Regions from separate parts of the Mus musculus genome. Here region 2 is linked to region 1. The links are chromatin loops, found by intact Hi-C in ENCODE. Cell type or tissue: heart. All regions are shown on one strand.

Region 1 (8,000 bases):
AACACATAAATATATTTAAAAATCTTTTTAGAAAAGTTAACAGAACAATAGAATCTTGAAGTGGATTTGATATATGAATGTTAGTTGCATTATAGACCATAAATATTCTATCTATTTTTAAAAGTATTGTTTGTAGACCTCACTCACAATTTCAGAGACTCGTGCTACCTTTCGAGCAAATAAATGGAATCACATTTCTAAAACGTCACCATTAGTAATCATTGATAAGAGCCAAGAAATTCTGCAACTGCACTTGCATTAAGTAACTACCATTGCTGTGTTATTAATCCAAAATATTCATGGCCTCACAAACACCTGCCACCAATCATGTGTGCCCACTAGTCTCAGAAGCTCGGAGTATTTTGTGCCTTCTATGCAGTTTCCTAAGACTTCTCAGGTAGAAGCTGAAGTGTTTAAAAAGGAAAAGAACCTGCCAGTCACGGAAGTCAGTCTAACAGAAAGACTGTTTGCTCTCCATAGTACCCTCCTAGCTCACACCGATCCTAGAGCACACCGCTGCTGTAGCGCAGTGGCAATCTGTGTCAAAGACTGGTTTTCCACTCATGGCTACAGATCAAGATTAGGTCATCTGACAAGAGAGAAAGTATTAGGAGTGACTGAAACTAAAATTTTATCAGAAGAGAAAAGGTTTATCTAAAATAAGCTGATGTGGAAATAGTATTCTATTCATAAAATTTATATACATCATTTTCATAAATGTACTTGATGTTCAGTTTTGGGTAAATAAGTCACTATAAAAAGGGAAGTCTAGGATACCTTCGAAATAGAAGATGCTACTGTGTGTTCTCTGCCTGCTATACTCGTCACAACACAGCACAGAGCATATGCTTCCCTCCTCCTTGCCTTTAGAGTTGTATTTATCTGCTTTTAAAAGAAACTAATTTTTAGAAGGGAAATTGTGAACCATTAGTTCAAATGCTACACTGCTTCCCAAACTGTCTGCTAAGTTATAACTACTGTGTTGGGAAGATAAGCTCATACATACAATAGAAAGGGCCAGAGCTTGTGGGGAGAGTTTTCAAAAACTCAGAACTAATGAAGGCCACAGTTCTGCCAGCCACTCAAAGTGAACTCTGCAGACGCACTGATGCCGCAGTGGTATGCCCCTTTGTGAAATATTCAAATAAAATCCAAGTTATCACAATTTTTAATCTGCTTATGTGGTCAAGGGGCCTTCTAGTAAGTTTCTTTTATTAATTAATCTGTGTTGAAGCCCTGATAAGAGTCAGAAGCAGAATTGGGGGGGGGGGAGCAGAGGGAGGGAGGGAGGGAGGACAAGGTTACCATGTGATCCCCAAATATACAAAATCAAATTCTTCAGTTCCATTAGCACAGAGCGAGAGCTGGGTGGGGTCTGCGGCCTCCTCCCCACATCAGAGCCGCAAACCCACTGTGCTCACTATGCATCTTACAGTGTGGAACTCAGAAACCCACCCCCAGCCAGGAACACAGAGACACTACTAGCAAAGACTGTGAAGAGTGCAGTTTTTCCTCAGTGAGGCCTGCACACACCAAACACTGCAAAATCACCTCAGGCTGGGGCTGCCTCCAAGAAATAAACACGGAACTCAGCAGCACTCACAGGATTTGGGCTGAATATAATAGACAATACAAACTCAATTTAAAAACAATAAACTATTCCCCTTTTTAAAAAGCCAAGGAGAAAATGAGGCAGTAAAACTACCTTACGGGGCTGGTGAAATGGCTCAGTGGGTAAGAGCACCCGACTGCTCTTCTGAAGGTCCAGAGTTCAAATCCCAGTAACCACATGGTGGCTCACAACCATCTGTAATGAGATCTGACTCCCTCTTCTGGTGTGTCTGAAGACAGCTACAGTGTACTTACATATAATAAATAAATAAATCTTAAAAAAACAAAAAACAAACAAACAAAAAAAACTACCTTACAACGAACAAGCATGTGACCACCCCAGAGAAAACACCCCAACTTCATCCACCACACGGCTGCTTCCCACGGACTTCAGACATGAGTTCTTATCATCGGTAAGGAGAAGCAATACCAGGGCTGGGGAGTGGCTCAGCAGTGAGGCGCTTGTCTAGAGTGCCTAAGGCTCTAGGTACTCTTCAGGACACGAAATATCAAAGCAACCAATAACAAGTCTCTATGGGAACAAAGCACTAGAGGCCACGTTAATAGGAAGAGTGTCAAAAATGAATTCAAGGAAAGGGTAAGTTCTTATTGCTTGGCTTATGTCAAACAAAGTAACAGAAACGGACATGACAGCTGGAAAGGCCTGTGCACCAGCCTCCTCCTTTCACCTGAGCCAGTGAAGCCACTCTGCAGGACCCTGCACGGACCCAGAGTTCTGTGTAAAGGAGCTGGACCCACAGTAGCCTGAGCTGATTGATAGCTGTGGATCACTGGATGCTGTCAAGTGTTTACACAGGAGAAATACATATCCGACTCACAGAGCCCTTCAATACACAGGAAACCACTTGTACCAAATCAAGATTGTGACTGCTAGCCAAGCTCCACAGTCACATTTACCTCACGTAAGATACTGTGCTTCCTAAATTTATAAAATAGCACACATAACTCAATATCTAATTTAAATCTCACAAACTTTAAAAAACTTAAAACATAAAAAGTGGAAAATTAGATTCACATGAGTAGAAAGACCTGAAGATGAAGAAGAAACACCTCTATCCACTGTAAAAATAAAGTACTTTTCCCTCCAGATTATATGACAGTACCAAATAGTGTACTTTCAGAAAGACCTTATATCTATGACAATCGGGACATTTTCAAAACAGAGAATCCTGGTAAGAGCAATCCAAGCTGGCCTCTAAGTCCGTCTGAGGAGCAGGGAGAGCACAGCATGTCTGGCTACACCGTGACAGCGGGAGGAGGAGGCTTCTCCAAGCAGAGGCAGGAGCAGCAGCATAAAAGGCACACACCATCCTCACAGGACCTCAGCAGTACACCCGCAGCACCGCTCCTTCCTCAAACTCCACTAGGAGCCATTACCAAACCACAACCCCAGCCAGCCCAACTTTCTACGCAGCCACACTAACCTATTTCTCGACTCTTACACTATTCCATCAAAGAAGTGAGCTCTAAGAAAGAGCACAACCCAACGATACCGTAAATCACTCATTACATCATAAAAGTGCTACCACACTGCCATCCTGTGGAAACACAGTTCCTGGCATTCACTGCTGCAAACTATGCTCCTGGTTAGAAAAATGCCCCCTAAAACAACTGGACTTATTCACATGTACAATTTAGTTTTACTCTGTTTAGAGAGAAATCGATAGAAATCCTAATCTTGTTTTTCCTCAGAATATTGAGTGGCAGTGGCATGGCAGCTAGTGAACCTGTGGCCAATGCCACACTGGGCTCCAGGTCCACTGAAACCGTAGGTTGATAAGAGTGCTGCGCTCACTTCCACACCTCCCTGAGAAGCCATTACAACTCGGCAGCACTCTCTGGGCCATCTTTTATTCTGGAGTGTCAGGGCATGATGTGGAGGTCAGAGGACAACCTAGAGGTCTCCCTTCCTCCTTGAGACAGGTCTTTCTTGGCTGTTGCATACCCTAGTGATTGAATTATGGAGCTACCATGGCTGCTTCAAATGTGTTCCAGTCAGGGCCTCACACAGTGCCTGTCACCTTTTCCTCTGCCCACGTCTCTGGAGTTTTAAGCTACTACTACTCTTCTTTCTGCAAACTTAAGAGAAGGGTCTGTGAACACACAAATCCACCTACATTAACCCACCATAGGGCCCACCAGCCCTTGTAAGTTACTTCATCTCTCGGTCAGTGTCAAATAGGAACAGCTAACAAAATATCCCTCTTCTGTTAGACAAGATACAGAGGAGAAAGACCTTACAATCCAATCAGTTCCACCTGACTGCTATCAAACAATATTAAAGTTTGTAAGAAGGTTGAAAAGTTTACTTAGTAAAGCCACCTTGCTACTTTGTGAGCACTCTGGCTACCGAGAGTTTTGGTAAACGGGTAAAGCCTGGGGAGAGCAGCAAGAGCAACAGGCAGGAAATAGGCTCTTCCGACTAGCAGGACAGCTGGGTGTGCGCACAGGCACAGGTATACACTCTTCTTCCCAGGGACACTGCTCATAGCCACCAGGTAGAGCATGTCACTGACACAGACATTTTACAAGGTCCACATTTGTAAAGGCAGGAAGATATGACTTCCTCAAACTACTCGAGCAAGATTATCACACTTTCCAATGGAAACAGAGTATTGCTGGGCAGTGGTGGTGCATGCCTTTAGTCCCAGCACTCGGGAGGCAGAGGCAGGCGGATTTGTGAGTTTGAGGCCAGCCTGGTCTACAAAGTGAGTTCCAGGACAGCCAGGGCTATACAGAGAAACCCTGTCTCGAAAAACAAAAAAACAAACAGACAAAGGAGCAAAAAAACAAACAGACAAAGAAACAAACAAAGAAACAAACAAAAGAGAAAGAAAGGAAGGAAGGAAGGAAGGAAGGAAGGAAGGAAGGAAGGAAGGAAGGAAGGAAGGAAGGAAGGAAGGAAGGAACCTTCTGCTACTAGCCAGTAGGAGACTAAGGGTGAGAATCTGGAGGATGAGAACCTAGAGGAAATGCACCCAGATTTAAAGCTCTAGTTCTGGGCTGGATCAGCAGTTAAGATCCAGTCAGTTGGCTTGGATCTTCCAGATGACCTGGGTTCAATTCCTAACACCCACATGATGGCTTACAACTGGGGTTCCAGGGGATCGGATGCCCTCTTCTGACCTCAGCAGGCACAAAGGCATGCATGCACGTGGTGCACACATACATGCAGTCAAAACAAAATAGGTATGTGCAATATAAAAATAAGTTTCAAATTCTACTTCTGTCTTACAGAAGCAATTCATCAGTTCTGACAAATGCTAGTGAGACAGCATCAGAACACAGGAGAGTAAGAGCACACAGGAGGGGGCTGGTGAGATGTCTCAGTGGGTAAGAGCACCCGACTGCTCTTCCGAAGGTCCAGAGTTCAAATCCCAGCAACCACATGGTGGCTCACAACCATCCGTAACAAGATCTGACTCCCTCTTCTGGTGTGTCTGAAGACAGCTACAGTGTACTTACATATAATAATAAATAAATCTTTTAAAAAAAAAAAAAAAAGAGCACACAGGAGTGTGAACACATAAGGGAGAACTCAGGAAACCCAACTCCCCTTTCCACCTGAGATGATAGTCTCACTATGTAGCCCTGGCAAGCCTCAGCCCAGAGATCCGCCTGTTTCTGCCTCTAGATTGTTGGGATTAAAGGTAGCCCTTCCTGGCTAATTCTGCTTTTAAAAAATGAGATACTGTGACTCAATCACTCCTGCAACTATGCAGGAACTGTACCTACCTAGTATGTGTCAAAAAGTACAACAGACAAATATTAGCAAACATTAATTTACAAATAAAACAGATTTAAAAGAATTTAAACAAAATTGCAAATTTATTCCACTAAAAATAATTTAGGACTTTCCTATTCGTTTAGGGAAGGTCGCAATTCTTTACCCCAGGCTAGCCTGAAATTCACTGTGATCAAGGTTGACATCAAACTCTGGGTATCCCCTTGCCCCAGCCTCCCAAGTATTAGATTTTAAGTGAGCAGGCTTTTAGACAGACCTAAGCATCTCATGTAGTCTCCTAACTTCTACACAGAAGTGCTCCTGAACAAGTTGACAGGGACGATTCTAAGACTGGGCTCACCTATGACAGCACCAAAGCCATATTCCACTTTTGTTTGTAGGTATGGAAAAAATCTCTGTCTGTATTAATTGAAGAAGGCTTTTGATCAAAGATTCCTGTTGAGTCATAGTAAGAAAGGCCCTGGCTCTACTATTTTTAGTCTTAAGACAGAAAGATGCTGCTAGACCTCCGTTCAGGGAGTGAGTGCTCCTTGCTCCCCTAGAAAGCATTTACTGTAACCAACACAAAGACCTGCAAGCAAGAGAGAGGCCAAGACAAATGCCTTTCAGCACTGCCGTCGGCCCGGTTCATACAGCCTGAAGGTAAAACTCAAAACAGATCATCGTCTCTAAAAGGATCAATCTAGCATGGAAACTACTTTATGCTTTTATAAGTAACCCAATCATGCAAAATAATGTATCTAGTTTATAGGATGCAAGAGCAATCTCCTATCTTGGTAAATCTTTACCTGTCACAAATATAAAATCATACATCTTTTTATTAATTCCAATAGTTTGGATCAAATCCACCAAAACTACGTATGATAGTAATTAAATAATTTAAGCAAATGTAATCAGGAAATTGTGCTACAAATATTAAAGTATTATTCCAAATAGTATATGGTAATAAAAACCCTATTAGACAATCAAAGTAGGAGTGTCAGAATAAGTATTACAAACATGTTACATAAGAAAATTCAAAGCTGTTATGAGAACCCTTGACCACTATCTATGTTGTGTCTGCCCTCTGCCTACCACACAAATTTAGGGTAATTACTGCTATTAATATGAGGTGTTTAATATAAGCTATTTTTAAATTAGCAAAACTTTCTTACACATTTAAGGCTGGCTTTGAACTTGCTACCCTCTTACCTCTTAGAACTGAGACTACAAACATGTACAACCATACTTGGCTTCTAATTAATAAGCTTTACCAAAGTCCTGTTACCTACAGAACAAATCGCCTCACCTCAAATAACCAGTGTAAATTTCAAAAGCAAATAAAAACTGTAGTACAGAAACATTTTTTTTTAATTCTAAAAAGTATTTATTTTATGTGCATTGGTGTTTTGTCTGCATGTATGTTTGTGTGAGAGTGTCAGTTCTTGGAGTTACAGACAGTTGTGAGCTGCCATGTGTGTGCTGGGAATTGAACCTGGGTCCTTCCGCTGGAAGAGCAGTCAGTGCTGTTAACTGCTAAGCTATCTCTCTCCAGCCCCAAGAAATAATTATTTTAAGTCACTCTGTAAAGTTTTAGCTGACGTGTCTCTCACTGAGAGAAACAAATCCTACACCATGTTTAACTTTGACATTTTATATCCAAGCTCTCATTAACGTAAGTGAAATTCTTGTGATAAAACAGTACAGGTTTCACATCTCTGCTCCTCTGCAGTTTCATTAATAACCACATCCCTGTAAGGAATGTTCTACTACATAATGCTTCTACCCACTGACTCCTCCCCCAAGACCTTGGACCAGGCCAGCTCATTGATAAATTCAGGCACAGGTAATGCAGAACCAGTCACACAAATTAACTATTTTTACATGTTACTGCATGTGAACAAACACATGAGGCTTGTTTTGGGGCAATCTCCCTGCCCCCACCCACTGTTTGTTTTTTGTTTTGTTTTTGTTTTTTGTTTGTTTTTTGCTTATTTGTGACAGGGTGTCATGTAATCAACACAAGGCAAGTTAAACATAAAAAATGTACTGCCTTTTCATGGGCAATTACTGAGCAAACAAAGTTGTTTACTAAGAGCGCGGTTTAGAGGCAGAGCCACTTACCTATGTAGACTCTCTTGCTGTACCTCTGCATCAGCAGCAACACAAACACATGGAGAGGGATGAGGTTGATGATGAACACATAACCTCCCCACGCAGAGACCTGTGGGAAAAGAGAGGCTCAGACTCATGGCTCCTACTTCTCACTTCCTAAAACAAGTGTGTCTCATTTGTCATGACAACCTAAATATGAGAAAAAATACAATGCTAGGATTTGGGGGGACTGTTTTACTGATGATCCCATAAAGCTAGTAAGCTTTTCTAAACTCAATGGAGAATAGCTCAAGTTAGATTTGATTTAACAGGAAGACTAAGAACATCACATAACTGAACTAGAAGAAATAGGCTGTCCTGGAAATGAATATAAGCAATAAATTTTTAGACAAAAACAACAAGCGTGTATTCCATCTATTTATGATGATCTATTTACTGAAAGAAGGTTCACTTAGCTTAAGGAGGAGGGATTCTGACTCTGGTCAGTGACTCAGCTAAAGGGGCACTCACATCCCCTGGCCACACTGTG
Region 2 (8,000 bases), 350 kb before region 1:
GCATGTGACACACATATGTACATGGCAAGCAAAGCATGCACACAGATAAAAAGCATCTAAACACAATTTTAAAAGATCACAGCTCACTGATATTTATAAATAAAAGAGACAGAGGCCCCGCCTCGGAAGGGGCAACGAGGCACCCAAGAGCAAGGCTTGCTCTTTTTCACGGGTGCCTATGTCAAGTGCGTATAGCTCAGCTGCAGAGATGGCCCAGGGGGAAAGCACCTGTCACGCAAGACTGAATTAAACCCAGAACCCAGGTCAGATTGGACACGGCAGGAGAGGGGTGATGAAAAAGAATCACAGAAGGCTATGGGCTAGCCTGGTGTACCTGAGGGTGAGCGGCAAAGAAACCCTGTCTCAAACAAAGTGGAAGTCAAGGAACACACTGGAGATGGGTCTCTGACGCGCGCACACACACACACACACACCTGAACCAACACACCAGCCAGTCAAAACAGTTAACTCTCCCATGTTAGACTACTGACACTGGTCTAGCCTCAGTACCTCCACGTCAGACAGCTAACACTAGCCTAAGTACCTCCTTCCCTGGGTGGGATACCTTAAGAGCACCGCAAAGCTCCACGGTGTCTGCATCGTCTACCACAGTGATTCTGAAGTTGGGCGTCTGCAGCAGCTCTTTGAAGAGAAGGCCGTTCTGCATCACTTTGCTGCCTGTAGGAGAGCAGACGATTGATTAGTGATGTCCCTGTGCCCACTTCTATACCTGGTAGAGGTCTAGAGCATAACTTTTTCTTTTTTTTTAGATTTACTTATTATTATATGTAAGTACACTGTAGCTGTCTTCAGACACACTAGAAGAGGGCGTCAGATCTCATTATAGATGGTTGTGAGCCACCATGTGGTTGCTGGGATTTTAACTCAGGACCTTCGGAAGAGCATGGGAGCTTCACACACACACACACACACACACACAGGGATAGAAGGCACATAGCTATGGACACACAACCTCAGCTCTCACGTCTAAGTGAATGACAGTTTCGGTGAGTGACTATGACCTGGAACACAGATTCAGGCTGCCCCAGATACCATGCTCCACCATGGCAATAGGCTCGTCAGCCTGTTATAGCCAAGAGTCCAAGCTCTTTTCAATACACTGCTGGGAACATCAAGAGGGTTTACAACAGTGGGGAAAGCTCTGTTACAGGTTCCCAATGCCACCTGGAGATGTCCTTAGCTTTTGGGTTGGTAGACACCAGTGTCTGTTAAGTTGATACATTTCAAAAGGTTTTACCAGGATGTTAGAGCAGACACACAGGTGGCTAGCACTCGGCTGGAAAGGGGGCTAAAGATAGACCAAGATGATTGGATCTGTAACACCAAGTCTCCACTGAGTTCGATCGCCTTGTGGAATCTTTTTAAGGTGTGATTTCTTTTAAGGGTGAACCTTAGTTCAGATAACAGAAATGGAGCCCATGGAACGGTGGAAGAAAACCAGCTCTTCAGAGAGTTGTTCTGACCTCAACATGTGTGCTTGCTGCGAACACTAACTCTTCACAATACTAATTAGCTGATTTTGAAAAAAAATTAAGCCCTGCATTTAAAATTTATCAAAAATGAAAAGGTTTTCTCGAAATGGAATGTAAGATCCATGTGTTTTAGAGTGTGCCGTCCACAAATGTTGGAGGATGGGCATTCCGTCAAGAAGATGTGTGTGGTCCCCCTCCCTCTGCAGCTTGCTGGATTGGATGCCCCTTGGCTTTCATGCACTCAGCTCCTTTTATTCTTTTTTGTGTGTTTTGGACGTCTTTGATTTAACAGTAGAAGCAGCCTGATAGGATGACACGCCTTTAATCCCAGCAATCTGGAGGCAGAGGCAGGTGGACCTCTATGAAATGGAGGCCAGCCTGATCTGTATAGTGAGACCCTGTCTCAAAAAACTGAAATAAGCCAGACCACAAAGAATCAGTCCTGATGATGGATATGTTGCATGAGACCACAGTATCTGTGGAGCTGATACAAAAGCCACCATGAGGTTATCCTGGGCTACACTAGGAAACTGCTCTCAGAAATACCAAACATGCCAGGCAGTGGTGGTGGCACACACCTTTAATCCCAGCACTTGGGAGGCAGAGGCAGGTGGATTTCTGAGTTTGAGGCCAGCCTGACCTATAGAGACAGCCAGGGCAGCCAAGGCTACACAGAGAAACCCTGACTTGAAAAACCAAAAAAGGAAAAGAAAAAGAAAAAGAAAGAAAAGAAAAAGAGGAAGAAATACCAAACACAACAATAGCAACAAAGTAAAAACAAACCAAAGCAAAACCTTAACCATTATGCCTGCCATGAAATCTGTGGCTGGTGGGGTGCAGGTGGGTTAGGTGAACCCTTCCTGGGTTCTAAACTCAGGACTTTAAGGCTTTCTAGGTAAATGCTGCCCTCAAGCCAGCAGCAACTCTCAGGACACCAGAAGGGACTCTGGCCCCAGGCTCTGCCTGCCTCCAGGTGGGAGGCCAGCTGCTCCCATGACTGCCCGCACACACTACCACCCGGGAGCTTTAAAAACACTCGAAACCAGGCCACAGCTCAGACCTATTAAATCACAGCTCTGGAGTGGAGCAGCGTGGCTCGTTTGTGAGGCTCCCCAGGTGACTCGGATAGCAGCCAAGTTTGTAGATCTTTGATTTAACCTCCTCCAGCTCCCCCTGAGGAAAAAAACACTCGGCCCTCTCAGGCTGGCTGCAAAGTTAAGTAAGGAAGGATCTGAAAGAAAACAGTCTTGGTGGGGACAGGGCTAGGGCCCCATAATTACAAAGTCAGCTGACATTTGCTAGTTGTGCTTGTGTGTGTTCACATGAAGAGTGTGTGAATGTGCGTGTCTTATCTGTGCAAGGTGCTCACTTGTGCGTGTGGAGGTGGTCATCGATGCCAACCCATCCCCACTCCATATGATTTTTCAGATCACATAACGTCAGGAACAATGTTAGCTGTCTAGGTGTGTGGACCTTGCAGGACTTCTGTGAATGAATATGGGATCATTTTCGCTTAAGAGAGCACTACGACTTATCTATCACTGGCTTTGTCAAATCAGGAGCACGAAAGGAGTGTTCACCACAAGGGGGCAGCAGATTCTTGACGACAGCATTGCCATCTGGTGCTCTAAATTATCCTGATTTTCTCCTCCAGAGAATTCTGGACTCGGGACAGAGACTTACGACTTTACAGTTAAAACCGCAGCTGTTCCTTAATGTCACCAACCCAGAGACCAGGAGGTGGGGGTGTAGCTCAGTGAACTTACTTGAGGACTGAGTTCAATTCCCAGGAGCCATGTCAGCCATGTTAAACCTGCCACTAAATCCAGCTCCAGAAGTGTCCTACATCTCTGGCTTCTAGGGGCAGCTGCATTAAGTGTATATAGCCCCTCCATGTACATACAGATGTCTCTGAAGGCACGGAGGCCAGAAGTCAATAGTAAGTGTCTTCCTCAGTAACTCATATCCATATTGTTATTTTTACATGTTTTATTTATTTATAAATGTGTATATACCTAGTGCCCATGGAGGCCAGGAAAGGGCATTGGATCCCCTCGAACCGAAGTTACAGGCATTTCTGAGCCTCCATATAGATGCTGAGAGTTAAACCAAGCTCTTCTACAAGAACAAGTGCTGAGCCATCTCTCCTGCACCTCCAGTGGTTTTCAGAAGCAGGGTCTCTCATGGAACCTGCAGCTCACTGACTGGTGAGGCTAGTTGTCCAGCAAACCGCTGGCATCCTCCAGTTCCCACCTCCCAGCTCTGGGATTACAGGCAACCAGTGCTGTGGCAGCTTTTTCTAGGGATCTGGACTCATGTCCTCACGCAGCAGACACTTTATCTATTGAACCATCTCCCCAGCGCCCCATGGAGGATTACAGGCCTGAGTTTATTTATAGGCAGGCCATGTGCAGCATATGAGGCCCTGAGCCCCCAGCCAGAGCTGGGAAGAACCAAGTGGGGACAGGAACAGCTCTCCCTAAGCACCCAGCACGGCCGGGGCCCTCCCTCTGCAGGCTCACCAATGGTGGTCTCGCAGAACTTCTCCGCAGCGACCTCACTGGCGATGTTGGCCCCCATCAGCACACTGATGTCGATCCCCATCTTCTCTCGGATGATGTCGGAGATTAGCTTCAGCCCGTCGGGGCCCTCATCTATGCCCTAGAGGGGTTCAGATGAGTCAGGGGAGGCTTGCAAATCAATTAGGTAAAAGGCAGTTGTTCTGTAAGTAATCATAGTTGGACGTGGGGACTCACGCCTGTGATTCCACCGTACCTGTAATCCAGGAGGACTGCATGGAGTCCAGGACCAGCCTTGGCCACATAGAAAGTTGGAAGTCAGCCTGGGCTACAGAGTGAAACTTTCTATCAAGCACAGAGGACAGAATGAAGCAACTTGCTTTGGGTAAGATGGTGTGTGTGTTGGAGGGGTGGGCACAGAAGTGTCTGTGTTCGCTGATAAGCACTAGGGTACCAGGAATATTAAACGCACAGGGATATCTCAAAGGGAGAGACACATAACCTATTTTCCATTGAGATGGCTGGGAAGAGATGTGGTTAGTAGCCTGGTGACCTTTGACCCCAGGTCCTCTACCACACCCTTACCAGGAGCTTGCTTTTCTCAATCAATCTATAGAATCCATCTTTATGGGCGATGTCACATGTGTTTTACAAAGTTTTGACGTCAAGTCTTATGTTTTGTTGTACACATGCGATTGAGTTCATTATCACCAGGAAGTTTTTTCATCCAATCCTGCTGTGCTTAAATATGCCTAAAATAAACCACCACTGAATCCTACTCCAGACTGCCCTCTTATCTCTTGACACTTGGCTGGCCATGGTGTTTGAGGAGACCTCTCCCCTCAACACTGTTAAGGTTGCTTTGCAGAATGGGAGCTCTGGCCTGGAAGGCCCTGAGAGCACACAGACCCGTGGCACCTGCCAGGGCTCTGGCGGCTCCCACTGATAAGGAGCAGATTCTGGGATATTGGGGAGGTCACAATTGCTGTCATATGCTAACCCCAAAGTCAGCTTCAGGCACCAAGGACAGCCCCAGTTTAGTTACGTCCATTATCGACAGTGAATAGTACGTGGCTTCTGTGAGGTGGAGATGCTGTGTGTGTGTGTGGGTGGGTGGGGGGGCCTCTCTCCATGTTCCTCTTTTTCTCCTTACCCTCCTCCCAGCTGACAGAACAGCCATCCTGAATGTCTTCATCGCCTCACACAATTTTCTCTTATTCATTTTTAAGTGTTTTGCCTGTGAGCATGACTGTCTACCACGTGTGTGCAGTTCCCAAGAAGGCTGTAATCCAGGAGGACTGCATGGAGTCCAGGGCCAGCCTTGGCCACATAGAAAGTTGGAAGTCAGCCTGGGCTACAGAGTGAAACTTTCTATTAAGCACAGAGGACAGAATGAAGCAACTTGCTTTGGGTAAGATGGTGTGTGTGTTGGGCGGGGGTGGGCATCAGGTTTCCCTGGAATTGGGATTAAAGACAGGCACCTCCTGGTGGGTGCTAGGAAGAAAACTTTAGCCCTCGGCAAGAGCAATGAGTGCCCTTAACCACTGAGCCACCTCTCCAGTCCACCCCTCGATTCTTGATCATTTTATCACATGTAACTGTCCCACCATAACGTGACACTAGTGTGCCCATCTTCGAAAGCTGATGATGAACAGCACCGCAATGTTCATCTACACGGTTTGGCTCGGCGCTGCATAACTAGGTTAGAAACTCGCATACACGGACACATGTGTGTTGACTCTTCTCTGTTCCCTGACGCAAGGACTTCCAAAATGAAAAGTTCAGAATCCATTATTATGACAGACCCCACCACTAGCTGTGCGGTAAAGTTTGTGGGTTTGATTTTGGAAGTCTAGATGAAGAAACCATGTACCTATAAGAGTACCTAGAAAATCAATTAACTGAAGGGAAGAAACCTTTCAGCTGGAGATGAAAATGAGTAAAAACACTGCAACCACCGGGCGTGGTGGCACACGCCTTTAATCCCAGCACTTGGGAGGCAGAGGCAGGCGGATTTCTGAGTTGGAGGCCAACCTGGTCTTACAGAGTGAGTTCCAGGACAGCCAGGGCTATACAGAGAAACCCTGTCTCAAAAAACCAAAAAAAAAAAAACCACCCAAAACCAAAACAAAAAATCCCCCAAAACACCGCAACTTTCCCACCTGTGGTGCCACCTGAATGTTGGAGATAAACTAAGAGAGAAACAGCTGTCCTGAAAATGGTGGCACCATCTCCTGGGCCAGAGTCCCAGGCTGAATAAGAAATTAAAGAGGCCGGGGAGAGATATCGCTCAGTGCTGAGTGCTCGCCGGGCAGGCACAAGGTAATGAGCGCCAGCATCCATCACAGCACAAAACGAAACAATGAAAACTCGGCAAGCCAGCTGATGCCACGTTCCACAGTCTCGGCCTCGTGGTCTGTGAGCTGGCAGCTGCCCTCAGCCAGGCCTGCCTGGTCTCCCTGGCCATAATGGGCCATCTTGCCTCAAACAGTGAGCCAAAATCAACCTCTCTCCACTGATGTTGCTTCCTGTCATGTGTTTAGTCATGGCTGGTGAGAAAGATGCCCGATATACTTCAAATAAAGGAAAGAGGACATGAACTCAGGAGGAACCAGGTCCCAGGACCCGCCTAGTCCTCCGCTCTGCGCGCCTACCTACCTTGATGAGGGTGATCCCCAGGGCCTTCTCGGGCACCCTGCCCGTGATCTCATCGCAGATCTTGTGGATGAACTGGTGAGGGATGACGAACACCAGCAGGTCCGCGTCCTGCACGGCTTCGCTGAGGTTTGGGACAGCGACCTGCAAAGTGGGGAGACAGACAACACCTGCAGAAATTCCATCAGTCCGTACCCTCGCCCCTTCACAATACATGCTGCCATGAGGTACCGCCATCTCCACCCCCACTCTTTCTAGAAGGACCCTGATGTGTCCTTAATTTTTGCTAAAATTTTTAAATTATGCCTTAGTTTTATTGACTGGTGTGTGTGTGTGTGTGTGTGTGTGTGTGTGTGTGTGTAAACATGCATGCATGTGGACGTCAGAGGGCAGCTTGGCTCTCTCCTCTCTGTCCGACCTCGGGAGCAAACTCAGGTAATCAAGCTTGTGTGCAGATGCCGTCAGCCACTGAACATCTTACCTGCTCCACTACTGTTCTTATTGAGATAGGGTTGCTTGCCCTTTACTGCCCAGGCTGTCCTGGAAGTCACCATGTAGCCCATGATGGCCTCAAACTCACTATCCTCCTGCCTCAGCCTCTCTTTCACCCTGGATTCCAAGATGCTAAGTAAGATAGAAGGATTGGGGGTCCAAGGTTATCTTTGGCCACATAGCAAGTTTGAGGCCAGCCCCTGCTACATAAGACTGTCTCAGAGGGCTAAAACCAAACCCACTCAAGTGTAGATATGCAGATTTAACGAGACCAGTGTTTTCTAAAAACCTGGCAGAGCTCAATAGACAAGGGTGAGAGAGACAATGAGACTAATCCCGAGGGAGCTGTGATCAGTGGCTCCCGTGTCACACTGGGGCCACTGAAGTCAGAGCGCCACAGCAGAAGAGCCTCACTCCACCTGGCTGAGCTCCAAGGAAGAGCAATGAAGCCAGATTGGCCACCACTCTTGTAAGGACAGGACACAACTGCTGTCCTCTCCGTTCAGGTCCATGAACATCACACACTCAGACCTGCCATGCCAGCTTTGAGAACGTGGCACTCAGCAACAGTGGCCACTGTCACAGAAGGTCCCTGAGTGGGGGCCCCAGGCAGGGTCAGGCATGCAATGGTTTAGGATCCATGCAAAGTAGGACTTAGACTCTGCAGTCTCAGCCTCACTGACAGACAGACATAGCAATGCTAGGCTGGGAACAGGGAACGGGGCTCGGTTGGAAGGGAGCCTTTTCAGGATTCAGGAAGCCCTGAGTTACAGCCCCAGAACCATAAACCTGGGGTGGTTGGCTGGGGAGATGGGGGAAGGAAGATCAGGAGTTGGATCAT

Evidence for each region. A loop is a pair of places that touch in the nucleus more often than their neighbours do. Peaks named below come from ENCODE experiments on the same cell type or tissue, not always from the same donor. Only the 100,000 strongest peaks of a DNase experiment are listed, where the experiment ranks them.
Region 2: it touches region 1 in a loop (2.3-fold over the local background); 4 of 42 quality-filtered maps call a loop at or near these places.

What each region holds. Positions count from the first base shown.
Region 1 is chr9:115,258,614-115,266,613 of GRCm38, forward strand. It overlaps Stt3b (STT3, subunit of the oligosaccharyltransferase complex, homolog B (S. cerevisiae)), which reads right to left. Exons shown (of 16, transcript NM_024222.3): 5 at 7,481-7,580. Among named protein-coding and RNA genes, the nearest start is that of Stt3b, 48 kb to the right of the region's middle. In heart, a CTCF peak has its summit at 3,180 (motif pointing left); no DNase peak of the experiment used is centred here.
Region 2 is chr9:114,910,311-114,918,310 of GRCm38, forward strand. It overlaps Gpd1l (glycerol-3-phosphate dehydrogenase 1-like), which reads right to left. Exons shown (of 8, transcript NM_175380.5): 3 at 6,671-6,811; 4 at 4,016-4,154; 5 at 566-678. Among named protein-coding and RNA genes, the nearest start is that of Gpd1l, 20 kb to the right of the region's middle. In heart, a CTCF peak has its summit at 3,086 (motif pointing right); a DNase peak (open chromatin) is centred at 3,171; H3K27ac peaks cover 721 bases.